Linked DNA regions of Homo sapiens: region 1 is linked to region 2. Evidence: chromatin contacts called from ENCODE Hi-C or POLR2A ChIA-PET data. All regions are on one chromosome and are shown on one strand. Each heading gives the region's core, a stretch centred on a gene start or an enhancer-like site at or near the end of the contact. The rest is flanking DNA. Distances are from core to core; before and after follow the strand shown.

Region 1 (6,133 bases), core at 2,330-4,829, 630 kb after region 2:
TGGAAATCTGTCAGGTGTCAGAGAGACCACAACTCATGGCAGAGACGGGGATGAGGGGAAGCTGAGGAGCCCTCTGACCCCAGCACCACACTGATGTGTCCATGGACCAGGGGAAGCTGGAGCTCTCATCCCACCTCAGCCCCTGCTGCTTCTGGATCCTCCGGGCAGGGGTATACCTGGGGCTTTGCCAATGCTCAGAGCCAGGGGCAGAGGCTCTCAGGGCAGAGGCTCTCAGGACTCAGCCCTTCTCTGTGTCTTCTTGGACCACCAGGTCCCCAGGTCCCTGGGCTGATGTTCCTCAAAGCTAGGTGTGCTCAGGGCTGGGGGGCTGGGGGTGGGGACAACACTGGTCATGAGAGAGGAGTGGGCCCTCATCTGAGTCGCCTGGTGTCAGAACAGACCTGACCTCTTGTCTACACAGCACCAGGGGTCTGCTTGGTGGGGAAACGGTCCAGCCCAGCCTGAGGAACCTCCTGCAGCATGTTTTTCCTGGCCCCTGGGCACCAGCAGCCCTTCTGCCTGCCTATTCCCTAGCCTCCAGCTCAAAACCACTTCCTGAGCCCAGAATGGGTAGGATCTCTTCAGCACCCCAGCCCTTAGAGGAAGAGGTGGTGAGAAGGTAAGGGACTCTGGCCAGAGACCCTTGAAGCATGGCTGGGGACAGGGGAGCTGAGAGTAGGGGGAATTGTTGCTTCCCACCTGGGAAGGGTGAGGAGAAGTCAGTCACTGTGGGAGGTCACAGGGCTTGATGGCCACAGTGGGCCCTTTGTGCACAGACCATTGAGCCACTGAATGGGGCCCTCAAAATGCTTCCTGGAAGAGGGCAGGCTGGGCTCAGACCCCCGGGCAGGCATGAGCTAGTGGGGAGGCTGGAAGTCTCAGGTATGTGTGTGGAACAGGGGATGAGGACAAGATTGGTGGCTACAGTACTGTGGAAGAGAGCACCAGACCTTGAAGAGCTTCTCCAAAGATCCCATATCCATTGGCAGCTTTACTGGGGCAAGAAGAAAATCTCATTTCCTCAACATGTTTCAGAAGTGTTCTAGGTTCTGGGGATACAGCAGTGAATAAAAAAATACAAGTCCATGCTCTTAAGGAGCTTGTCTCCTGATAGGAGAGACAGGCAAGAAACAAATCAATAAATAATATAAAGATCAGGATCATGAAGCAAAATAAACAGAGGCCAGGAAACTGAGGGCAGCAGATGTGCTGTTTTAGACGGGATGGGTGAGGAAGGTGTCTGGGATAAGGTGGCATCTGAGCAGAGACCTGAGTATGCGATGGAGCAATCCATGCAGCTGTTTAGGGGGAAACAAGAGACAATAGAAGAACGTTTCCCTGAACGAAGAAAGACTTGAGTTTCCAGATTAAAAGGATACACCAAGCATAGAGTAGTAACAATGAAAACAGAAGGAGGCTAGAGTCAGACATATCCTGGTAAAATGTGTGAAATTCAAGCATGGAGAAAGATCACTCCAAAAAGGCACCAGGCCCAAATGGTTTTATAGGCAAGGTCATACAATATTTAACCAATATAATTTATATCCTTCCAAGGCCCTTTTCTATACTTGATTATGTAGAAGTAGGGAAGGAATTGCTTTGGAAGAAAAGAAACTTAGAGATTTTCACTGCTATGAAGATAAATCTTTACTGTTTTTGGTCATCTGTTTTGAAGAGCACCACCTGACTTTGTTCTCTCCTTTCTGCCAAGGAATCTCAATGATAGATTCTCCCCACTATATTGAGGGAGCTTTTCTCCTTAGATATGGTTTGGGGTAAATGCTGTACCTAGCTGTAGGGCATTAAAGATTGTGGTGAAAACTTGGGCTTTACTTACTCTGAGTGAGTTGGGAGCTGCTGGAAGCTTCTGAACCCAGAAGGGACCTGATCTGACTCAGGTTTTAACAGGACCATCTTGGCTGTTCTCCAGTTTCTAGCCAGTGGGGCCTCCTCCCTGTGTGCTGAAGGTGCTAACGATGTGTCTTTGCTTCCAAGCTTTTTCTGACCTTTTGCTGCAGCTTTCACCAAGGAGATGGGAGGCACTAGACTGAGAGTATGTGAGGAGTGAAGACCGAGGGCGGGCAGGGCAGATGGAGAAGTGCTGTGGCTATGCCCAATCCAGACCTGCACTGAGACAAAATGAGGAATACAGGCCTCTATCTCTTCTCTTATGAAAATGGACAAATTCCACTGTTCTGCCCAGGCTAGCCAGGGCTGCTGTAATGCCAGAGTGGTCATTCCAACTTCTGTGAACTAGAAAGCCTCTCACCATCCTCAACACAAATGTCCTTAAAGCCCTCTGGCAACGCATTGGTTTGGCTCCTAGTGGCAGCAGCAGCTGAATCCCTGGCACTGACCTGGTGCACAGTGTCCCCAGATCCCTGGTCAAGCAAGCCTAGACCTATAGCATTCCAGAGAGCCTGGAAAGGGTATGGTTAAAAATTCCTGTTCTAGCAATGTCTTCAAGAAGAAGCAGGAGAAAATGCTCCCCACCTCCCAGTGCCAGGAGGGGAGAGGAAGGAAGCTCAGTAGGACAGCTCTGCACAGGTGGCCTGGGGGTGTCTGCAAGATGACCTGGCTCTACCTCTCTACCTGCTCCTTCCCAGCTGTGGGGCTGGGGAGGGCTGGTGCCCTCTCTGAGTCGGTTTCTTCATCTGTAAAGTGCTTGGCTGAGGATCCAGCTGGAGTGTGGATTAAAGGGCACAGCAGGGTGCCTAGCACCGTCAGCCCACGTGTTTTTCTTGGGCAAGCCACTCTGAGCCTTACTCTTCCTGTCTCTAAGCGGGAACCCAAATGCGAGCCAGGATTGCTGCGGACTAAAGCAGTCTACGAACGCTTTTGTAGACTGCGAAGCATTGTTTGGTCTTCAGAAAGGTGCCCCAGAGACAAGGTGTCATTGGTTTCAGGTGGGGGGGGGGGGGGCCGGTCAGCAAACCTCCTTAGTCCTGGAGGGCAGGGTGGCAGCGCAGAGCGCGCGCAATTTCCGGAGGGTAACTGATTGTCCTGCTGAAAGCCCAATACCGTATTTATCCAAAAATACGTCCTTCTAGGCAAGTGATTTATCTGACACTCAGCGGGGGACAGAGCTGCTTGTACCGCGCTGGGGATGAAGGTGGGGACGTGGGCCAGACCGGGCCAGACAGGCTCCCCAGCGCTTCCCGCTCAATCACGCAGACTGCACTTTGGGGCGATCTCAGAGCTTTTCTTAAGTCTTCAGGCCAGTCTCACGTTCTCACCTTGGGAACCGAGCTTTAGAAGCCGGCCCTCGTGGACGCCGCGAGACAGCGGCGAGAGGTGGGAAGCAAGGAGGTGGCTGCGGGCCAGGGACCAGGCAGCGTGTTGGGGGGCGTGCGCGTCTGGCAGCTCCGGGATCCCCGAGCATCCGCCGCTCAAGTCCGGGAGCCGCGCGGGCGGGCCGGGGCGGGGCCAGGGCGGGGCCAGGGCGGGGCGGGACGTGTGACGCGCAGCGCGGGCCAATGGGGCGCGCGCCCGGGGCCGAGCCTCCTGCGAGCCTTCGCGGCGCCCGCTGCGTCACGTGAGCGGCGGGGAGTGAGTGCCCAGCGAGCTGCGGGCGGGCTAGTGCTCCGCCGCAGCGACCCGCGGGCCGGCGGGCGATCGAGCCAGCGCAGGACCCGCGGCTCGGCCCCCGGCCGCCGCCGGACCGAGAGTCTAGCCGCCGCCCCCAGCCCAGCCCGCCCGGCCGCAGGACCGCCGGGGCCTGGCCGCCGGTCCGGCGTGCGCCAAGTTCAGGTGGGAGAGGCGCGGCGGGGCCGGCCGGCCGCGTGGACGCGGCCCCGGGTGATCAGAGGGCTGGCCGGCCTCGGGGCGCGTGGCCGTGCTCCCGCGCAGCTCTCGGAGGCACCGCGCGAGTGCTGGAGGAATGTCGGAGGAGCGGGATGGGCCCCCGCGGAGGTGGGCAGGGGTCGGACTGGCCCGGGGGAGGTGACCCCCCCCGCCCCGGTCGCCCACCAGCACTTTGCTGAGGCCCGCGCCGCCGCCTCGGTGCCTGGCCGGGCGATTCCGTGGCGCGCCTTGCGGGCCGGCCCTCCCATATGGTGGGCACCGGCGCGGCCTGGTGAGAGGAGGGGGAGAGCGGACGCGCTGGCCAGCCCGGGGTTGGGGGGCGGAGGGGCTGGAGACGGAGGGGTTACTGTCGGTCACCGCAGCAGTGTCGGGGGCAAGGGGGGGGCGTGGGACGAGGGCATGGTGCCCAGCGGGCAGCGGTCCAGGACTCTAGAAGGGGTCTGAGCCGGCTCTCTTCATTTCCCACGCACGTTTCCCCTCACCCGCCGGCACCCACGGCGGCTCCACGCGCGAGTCCTTCGCGGACAGCCTCCCGCACAGCCACAGCGGCTGCCGCGCACCACGCCCCGCACACGCAGTCACACGACAGGAACTCACACCCCTTCACGCACACCCGCACCGTTCACGCGTCTCACTCCACGCTGAGTCCCCGTCCGCTCAGACCGAACATTACCAAAGCCATGGCCTGACCGAGGGATGGCGGCGGCGGGGCAGAGAGGCCGTCCCCATCCCATATGGTGGTCCGGTTCACTCTTCCCTCCCCGCCTTGGTGTTACTCATGGAACCCCCCTCTCACGGAGGGCACAGAGGGGCTGTTTTCTCCCACGGCCCTCGGAGGTGACAAAATCAACAATTGTTTGAGAGCCTCAAATCTCCTTCCCCCTGTCCCCCCGGACCAGGTGGCCCCTGGGGAGACCCTGCCGCCCTACAGGTGTGAGGACGCCCGGACTCTGCGACTTTGGGGCCTGCGGGCGGCTCAGGGACCGGAGACTCTTATTTTGAAGGACAGCCCCCGCCGCCACCCCCGTGATTTGCACGCTGACCCAATGGCAAGCCCTTGGCCGGCGCTGGGCTTGTTATCAATTACATGTTGTTCCTGCAGCCGCTGTGTCCCCGGGAGGATAAACAGCAGGCCTGGCCGGGCCAGGGGAGGGGGCGGAGTCCGGCGGCCAGCCGGGGACTGTGCCCGGAACAGCGTGTCCCCTCCCCCTGCACGCAGCCTGCGCCTCTGGCCGCCCCACGTGCTGCTGTGTTTCAGGGGCCGAGCCAGCTCCAGCCCTAGAGTGTCCTCTCTTTAATGCCGGTGCCCTGGGACATCCCAGAGCCCTTTCTGGGTTGTCAGTGCCTGGGTGCTTCCCCCTTGGGACGTTCAGCCCAGCATTAAGACCCTGTTGGCTGACCTGGGCCACCCATTCCTACTCTCCGACCTCCCCCGCTCTCCCCCGCACCTTCCATTCACTCATTCAGCAAATTTTGCCCGGTCCTGTTTTAGACTCTGGGATATGGCCTTGGAGTGAACAGTCAGGACAGCTGATATTCTGATGGGAAGGTAGACAGGGAGGAAAGTTCACAAACACATCACCAAGATAGTTTCCCACAGTAGAAACTGCAGGGAAGAGTATAATATAGGATGATGTAACAGAGTGGGCCTGGAGGCCCCCACAGGGGTGACTTCTGAGCCGAGATCTAACTAAGCAGCTCCCACCTGCAGTGCTGGGGGAAGAGCCAGGGCAGTGGCCCCGGGCTGAGGCTGAAGTGAAGTGAGCACACCTGGACTAGAAGAGAGGCAGTTGGTGGTGAGGTCTGCAGAGAGTCCCAAGGGCCCAGGTGCTGGGCTGCTGCGAGGAGATAGGGCCACCTGTCCTTGGGAAGCCATTGGAGGGTGTTTCCTTCCAGCCCCCCTACTGTACTTTTTAGATCACTTTATCTGTCAATATCTGTTTATATGTTTAAAAGGTAAGGCCTCCTTTAACCACAATATGATCATCACAATTAAAAATATTAACAGTAATTACTTAATATCATGGGATGGCCAGTTAGTGATCACGTTTCAGGGGAGGGCTCTAAGGCCTGCTCTGGGTCCCAGGAGGGCTGGAGGCCCCTGATTCCTTAACATCACAGTAGAGGGGCAGAGGCCGAACGTTTGCCGTGCCTGCAGGCTGACACCAATGGCTGGCACTGGCTGAGTGCTGCCGGTGTGCCAGATCCTGAGGGGGGTGCTTAGTGAGCGTCAGCTCACGGAATTCTCACAACACCTGAGGAACCAGGCACTGTTGGAAGCACCCCCATCTCACAGACTGAGACAGACACAGAAAGGCTGTGCACCTGC
Region 2 (5,556 bases), core at 1,682-4,181:
CACCATCCAAACTCCAGCCTGGTCTTGGGCCCACCGCCCCAAACTCCACCCTCACCCCACTGCCCCAACAAAGTCTGCTGGGAAGGGACTTGCCTGGGGTCACAGGGTTGCCGGCCAAGAAAGGGGGAGCCCCGAGCCTAGGGCTGGGTCCCTCATGCCCAGCATCTAATAAAGGCCAGTGACAATGCTTGGGCCACTTCTTCCACCTTAGGGGTATAAGACTTGGGGCTCAGACTCAAGGTCACCCAACTAGTCCCAGCAGGGCAGGGCCCAAATTTCGAGCTTCCAGAGACTGGACCAGCCAGCCAGCCTGCAGGGCTCAACTCTCATAGGCTTGGGTCTGCCTAGGAAAAAATGCATTCATTCCAAAGCTGGGCCCAGGTGCCAGGGTGCCAGGGGCCCATGCCGGGGCTAGGAGGGGAGCATGGGCAGATGCTGCACTCTACCGAGGAGCAGAGCTGGCCACTGTGGCCGGGGAAAGGCCTCAAGAGAGGACCAGGTAGCCTGGGAGCTGGTGCAGGAGGGTGGGCATTCGTGGTGGGGGTGGGGGGCAGAACAGGAGGAGCAAAGGCCTGGGGTGGGAAACACTGGCTGTGCAGAGGGCAGTAGGAACGGCTGTGGCTCTCCGGCATGGCCAGAGCTGTTCTAGGCTGAGGCAGAGCCAGAGCCAGGGCAGGGGAGGCTAGACTGGCCTTGGGATGCCGATGGGGCTAGCCAGGGAGAGAGAGGCGGAGAGAGACCCCGCGGTCTGCGTGCAGGAGCCCCAGCCCAGGGGCTCCTCTCCTGGACAGGAGGGGATCGCCGCCTGGTGGAACGCCAAGCCAACAGTGTCCCCTTCCCTTTCCTGGCCTGAGTGACACCAAAGCTCCTTCTCACCCTGAGAAACAAAGGCCCCCAAAGCCCTCCCCACAAGGAAGAGTCCAATCCCCCCAAGTCCTCCTGCGCCAGATCCTGCTATGGCTCAGGCAGGTTGGGGTGTGGGGCTGCCATCCTGCCCAGTGGCTCACAACAGCAGCCGGGGGGGAAGACAGCTGCTCCTGGCACTCCGCCTCCCCCACAACGGGGGTCATGGGAGGTGGTCCCAGTGGTTCTGCTCCCGACCAGTCCTAGGGGATCCGGCTCTGAAGGCCTTGGAGTCCTGCTCCTGAGAAAAAGTGCCTACCTTTGCAGGCCTTCCCCTGGGGCACCCGCTCCTCCCGGCCAGCTGCTCTAAGCTGCTCTGTGCACGGGGGCTTTCCTGGGGGCTCAAAACAGGCAGGCAACGACCTTGGGGGGCCAGGAGTCCAGCAAAGGGCTGTCTGCTTTGTCCACAGGCACCTCATGTGTCCCCCACCCCCAGAGCACACACTGAGGCCACAAACCCAGGCCTCCGCCCATGCTGTCCTCTGCCCAAAACGCCCTTCCTGGGCCCCACTGGCACCCCCCAGGAATGGAAGCCTGGCCCTGCAGCGAATCACTGGTTCACATGCCTGCCTCTGGCAGGGGGCTGGGTGCTCCTCAAGGGCCGGGCAGCATCTTGGTGCCCCTGGTGCAGCACCTGGCCTCTGCCGCACACCCCAAGCCGCAGGAAATCGAGGGGACCTGAGGCAAGCTCCTCAAGGGCCCGGGGAGCAGAAACTGCGCCCCATCCCTGCACCGACCCCCAAACCGGCTACGTGTGAAAGGAGATGGGGCAGCACGGAGCAGCCTGAGCCACAGGAGCCGCGCTGAGGGGACAGAGGCTCGACCACGTCCCCTCCCCGGCACACACACCCCTTTCTTTCAAGGGGCGTGGCCCCAGAACCCCACACAGGAGCCTGGGGCAGATCGCCGCCCGGGGCCGCCCCTCGGAGCCCCTCCCCTCCTTTCCAGGGCTGCACCTGGGACCTCACGCCGACCGAGGGGCCTCCCTGGAGTCCCCACTCCCCCTTCCCCTGGCAGCCCGGGATCGGCCCGCTGCCTCCAGCTTCGCCGCACATCAGGCCCGGGACTATCCAGGAAGCAATCGGAAGCCTCCGGGAGAAGCGGCTGACCCTGGAGAGGCCCCGAGAGGGGGAGGCCAAGGAGGCCCGAGCGGGGCGGCCTCCTGGGCGGCACCCAGAGCCCACCTCCCCGCACTCCGGGCCAGTGGGAGCGGTGGCAGCTGTGGTCGGGAAGCCGCTCCAACTTCCACCCCGCGCCCCAGGGCCGGCCGGGGGCTTAGCCTGCACGACCTCCTCCGGCCCCCGCGGCCCTGCTGGGAGGCTCCGATCCCTATCCGGGCCTGGCCACCCCGTCCTCGCCCGCGGCCAGAGGTCTGAGCCGAGGTCCAGCGGCCGGGACGGGCCTGGACACCGCAGGGGCCTCCCCGCGGGGCCGCCGCAAACTTTCTCCCCAGCCTCCGTGGAGGGGCAGCGCCCGCCCCCCGCCACCCCGGAGCTGCCGCGGGGCTCGGCGGGCCCGGCCGGGGGGCGGGGGAGGCCGCGGCGCTGGATCCCGGGCCGCGGTCCCAGCCCCGCCGCACGGGGGTGCGGTCTCTCCGCGTCGGCGCCGCGACCGCGCCCGGACACACGCGGACGCCTGGGCCGGAGCCGCAGGGACACGCGGGCCGCGGACACGCGCGCCGCAGTCCCCACGCGCGCCGCAGTCCCCGCGCACACCCCCTGCCTGCCGCCTCACGAGAGGGCCGCCGCCGGAGGCCGCCCCGCGCCCACCCACGGGCCGCCCGGCCCCGGACCCCAGCCCGGCCCGGCCCCCGCCCACCGTCCCGCGCCGCGGGGAAAGTTGCGCCCCGACTCACCCGCCGCCCCGGGGCGCGCCCCGCCGCCGGCCATCGCCGCGCCCAGCCGCCCGCGCCGCCGCCGCCGTCCGCCCCGCCGCGGGGCCGCCGAAGCCGCGTAGGCCGCCCAGGCCGAGGCCGCCGCCGCGCCCGGGCTCCGCTGCGTGGCCGCGCAGCCGATGCCCAGCATGAATGGGGCGCCGAGCGCCGCGCGGCTGCGGACCGGCCTCGCTCTCGCCGCCCGCGGAGCCCCGCGCCGCGCGCATGCGCCGCCCAGAGCCCGGGGGCGGGGCGGGGGCGGGGCCGGCGGCGGCCTCCAGAGGGCGCTCTGCCCCGCGCCGCGCGCCTGCAGGGGCCCACCGCGCGTCTTCAAAGGGCGATACGGCTGCCCGCCTCAACTCTCTGGGCGCCGGGGCCGCGCGGGCAGTTCCGGGAGCCCCCCGCTCTCGAGCGGGCTAGCCCGCGACCCCAGGAACAGGGCCTGGCTCAGTGTGCCCAGGCTAGGAGCATGGCCTCCTTTCACGGGGGGGGAAACTGAGGCTGAAGGAGGCAATCGCAGTTCCCAGACCTTGCGGGGCCGGGTGTTCCCAGCTCTCGGCCTCGCGCGTTCCGCTCTGTCAGATGGGCGGGCACCTGCGCGGGGAGCCCGGGCGCCCCCTGCAGGCCCCAGGCTGGTGGCGCATTCCCGGCTGGGGACGCAGCCCAGGGAGGAAAGTCCCGCGGCAGAGGCGTGGCGAGACGCGAACTCCGGCTGTAGCGTGGGGCAGCGGATCTACACGGTGTGAGGTGTGGGGCTGCAGAATCCAGGGTGACGGGCCAGAGCTGTCCAGGCAATACCCCCAGCCTGCATGGCAAGGCTGAGGGGCAGACACCCAGCACTCAGTTACTGTACTCACAACCGCCACTCCCAGGCAGGAGGCATCCGGGAGGGCCTCCCGGTGGACGCAACCAGGCCAAGGAAGGGGAAGCCGGCAACAGGAGCATCGATAACAGAGCAGATGGGCCAGGAAAACCCCGTCGTGGGAGGGCTGAGTCCCGGCTGGGGACTTGGCCCCCATCTGTAGCCTGAGGGGTGCGGTTTTTGCTGTGTGAATCACGTCACCCCTACAGAAGAGGAACTCTCTACAGTTCACATGGTTAACAGGGAAAGGGAATGGACTCATACCGGGCCCAGGTGTCCCTCCGCGTCTCACCCCGCTCCTCCCTCCCCAGGAGCAGCCACAACCCTCATTTTTGTGTTCATCTTTAAGTGCTTTTCTTTGGGTGTGACCTCTTATATTTGCACCCCAGAATGGGACGCTGTTTTGGGTGGCTTGTTCTGGGCATTACAGAAACGGGGTCACTCAGCCTGTGCTGTTTGCTCTGTCTGCTCTGTGTGGTGAGGGCACAGGGCAGCTGCTCGCAGGCATCGTCTTCGCAGCCTGTTTTGTTGGGCTCCTGCTCGCCCATTCTCCTGCCGATGGACATGGGATTGTCGCCTATCTGGAGCCATGATGAGCAAAGCTGTGATGAGCATCCTGTGTGTGCCTCTCGGTGGGCACCTTTAGATCCAGGGACGGTCTGCAGGGTCACGGGGTAGGATTTGTCTAGCTTCAGGAGATACAGCAAAACCGTCTTCCCAAGTGACAGCCCCAGTTTACACTCCCAGCAGCTTAGCAGGAGTGTGGAAGGGTCTGGCTGTCCCACATCCTCACCAATATTTGGCACTCTTTAGTTTTGCAAATCTAGTGGCATGAACTGGTTTTTCAACTAGGTGGTTTTGCTTGTCTGCTTTTTTTTTTTAGAGACAGACAGGGTCTCGCTCTGTCACCCAAGCTGGGATGTTGTGGTGCAATCAGAGCTCACTGTAACCTCAAGCTCCTAGGCTCAAACCATCCTCCTGCCTCAGCCTCCTGAGTAGCTGGGACTACAGATGGGCACCACCATGCCTGGCTAATTTTTTTTTTTCAAGAGATGAGGTCTCTATGTTACCCAAGCTGGTCTCAAACTCCTGGGTTCAAGTGATGCTCCCACCACAGCCTCTCAAAGTGTTGTGATTAAAGGCATGAGACACGGCACCCAGCCTCATTGAGTCTTACTGTGTCGCCCAGGCTGGAGTGCAGTGGCTCGATCTCAGCTCACTGCAACCTCCACCTCCTGGGTTCCAGTGATCCTCCCACCTCAGCTTCCCGAGTAGCTGGCATTACAGGCGTGTGCCACCATGCCCAGCTAATTTTTGTTTTGCCATGTTGGCAAGGCCGGTCTCAAACTCCTGACCTCAAGTGATCTGCCCGCCTCGGCCTCCCAAAGTGCTGGGATTACAGGTGTGAGCCACCATGCCCAGCCTCATTGTGGTTTTAACTTACATGTCCCTGAATGAGGCAGAACATCTTCCTCAAAAGTTATATTTATTATTTTATTTCCCAAGCACTAATACAGTGCTGGCTCTGCTACCTTCTACAGATGGGTGGGCTGAGGCTGGAGACGTGCTCAAGTTCCCCAGTGGATAGGAGGCCGGGCTGGGAGGCTAATCCCAGGAGTCTGGCTTCTCCAGTCTGTGGTCTTGACCCAGCCACTGGGCTGTACTTCCCCTCCCTTCCCTGGCAAACAAGACTGGAGCGCTTTCTTTCCTCACGGACTACCGAGGCACACGTGTGGGCGCAAATCCATCCTCATGGCTGGTGAAGGCAGAGCAAGTCCTGACTGCTCTCCGAGCCTCGATTTCCTCATCTGTGAAATGGACGTGAGAGCTTGCAGAGCTGTGGTGAGGGACACAGTGAGTGTGGACACCATGGCTGACCTCGGGGAATGTTCACCAGCTCTTGTCTGCGCCACCTGTC

Evidence for each region. A loop is a pair of places that touch in the nucleus more often than their neighbours do. ChIA-PET counts read pairs that join two places held with the same protein, here RNA polymerase II (POLR2A). Pooled maps may share reads with other maps.
Region 1: a map of CD8-positive, alpha-beta T cell shows a loop between it and region 2 (16-fold over the local background). The contact joins the promoter of KLF15 here to the promoter of PLXNA1 in region 2. A Hi-C loop is called at or near these places in 2 of 168 maps with a recorded cell type or tissue (B cell and CD8-positive, alpha-beta T cell), 1 of 37 single-sample maps with no recorded cell type and 9 of 50 pooled maps. POLR2A ChIA-PET finds 5 or more read pairs at or near these places in 1 of 52 experiments (HEK293).

The regions. Positions count from the first base shown.
Region 1 is chr3:126,354,854-126,360,986 of GRCh38, reverse strand. KLF15 (KLF transcription factor 15) reads left to right here and starts at 3,579. Exons shown (of 3, transcript NM_014079.4): 1 at 3,579-3,750. RefSeq lists a silencer at 3,400-3,619 and enhancers at 3,518-4,277, 4,278-5,037.
Region 2 is chr3:126,980,490-126,986,045 of GRCh38, reverse strand. PLXNA1 (plexin A1) reads right to left here and starts at 2,931. Exons shown (of 32, transcript NM_032242.4): 1 at 2,759-2,931. RefSeq lists silencers at 1,841-1,920, 2,936-3,165, 3,266-3,485 and enhancers at 3,536-3,865, 4,126-4,175.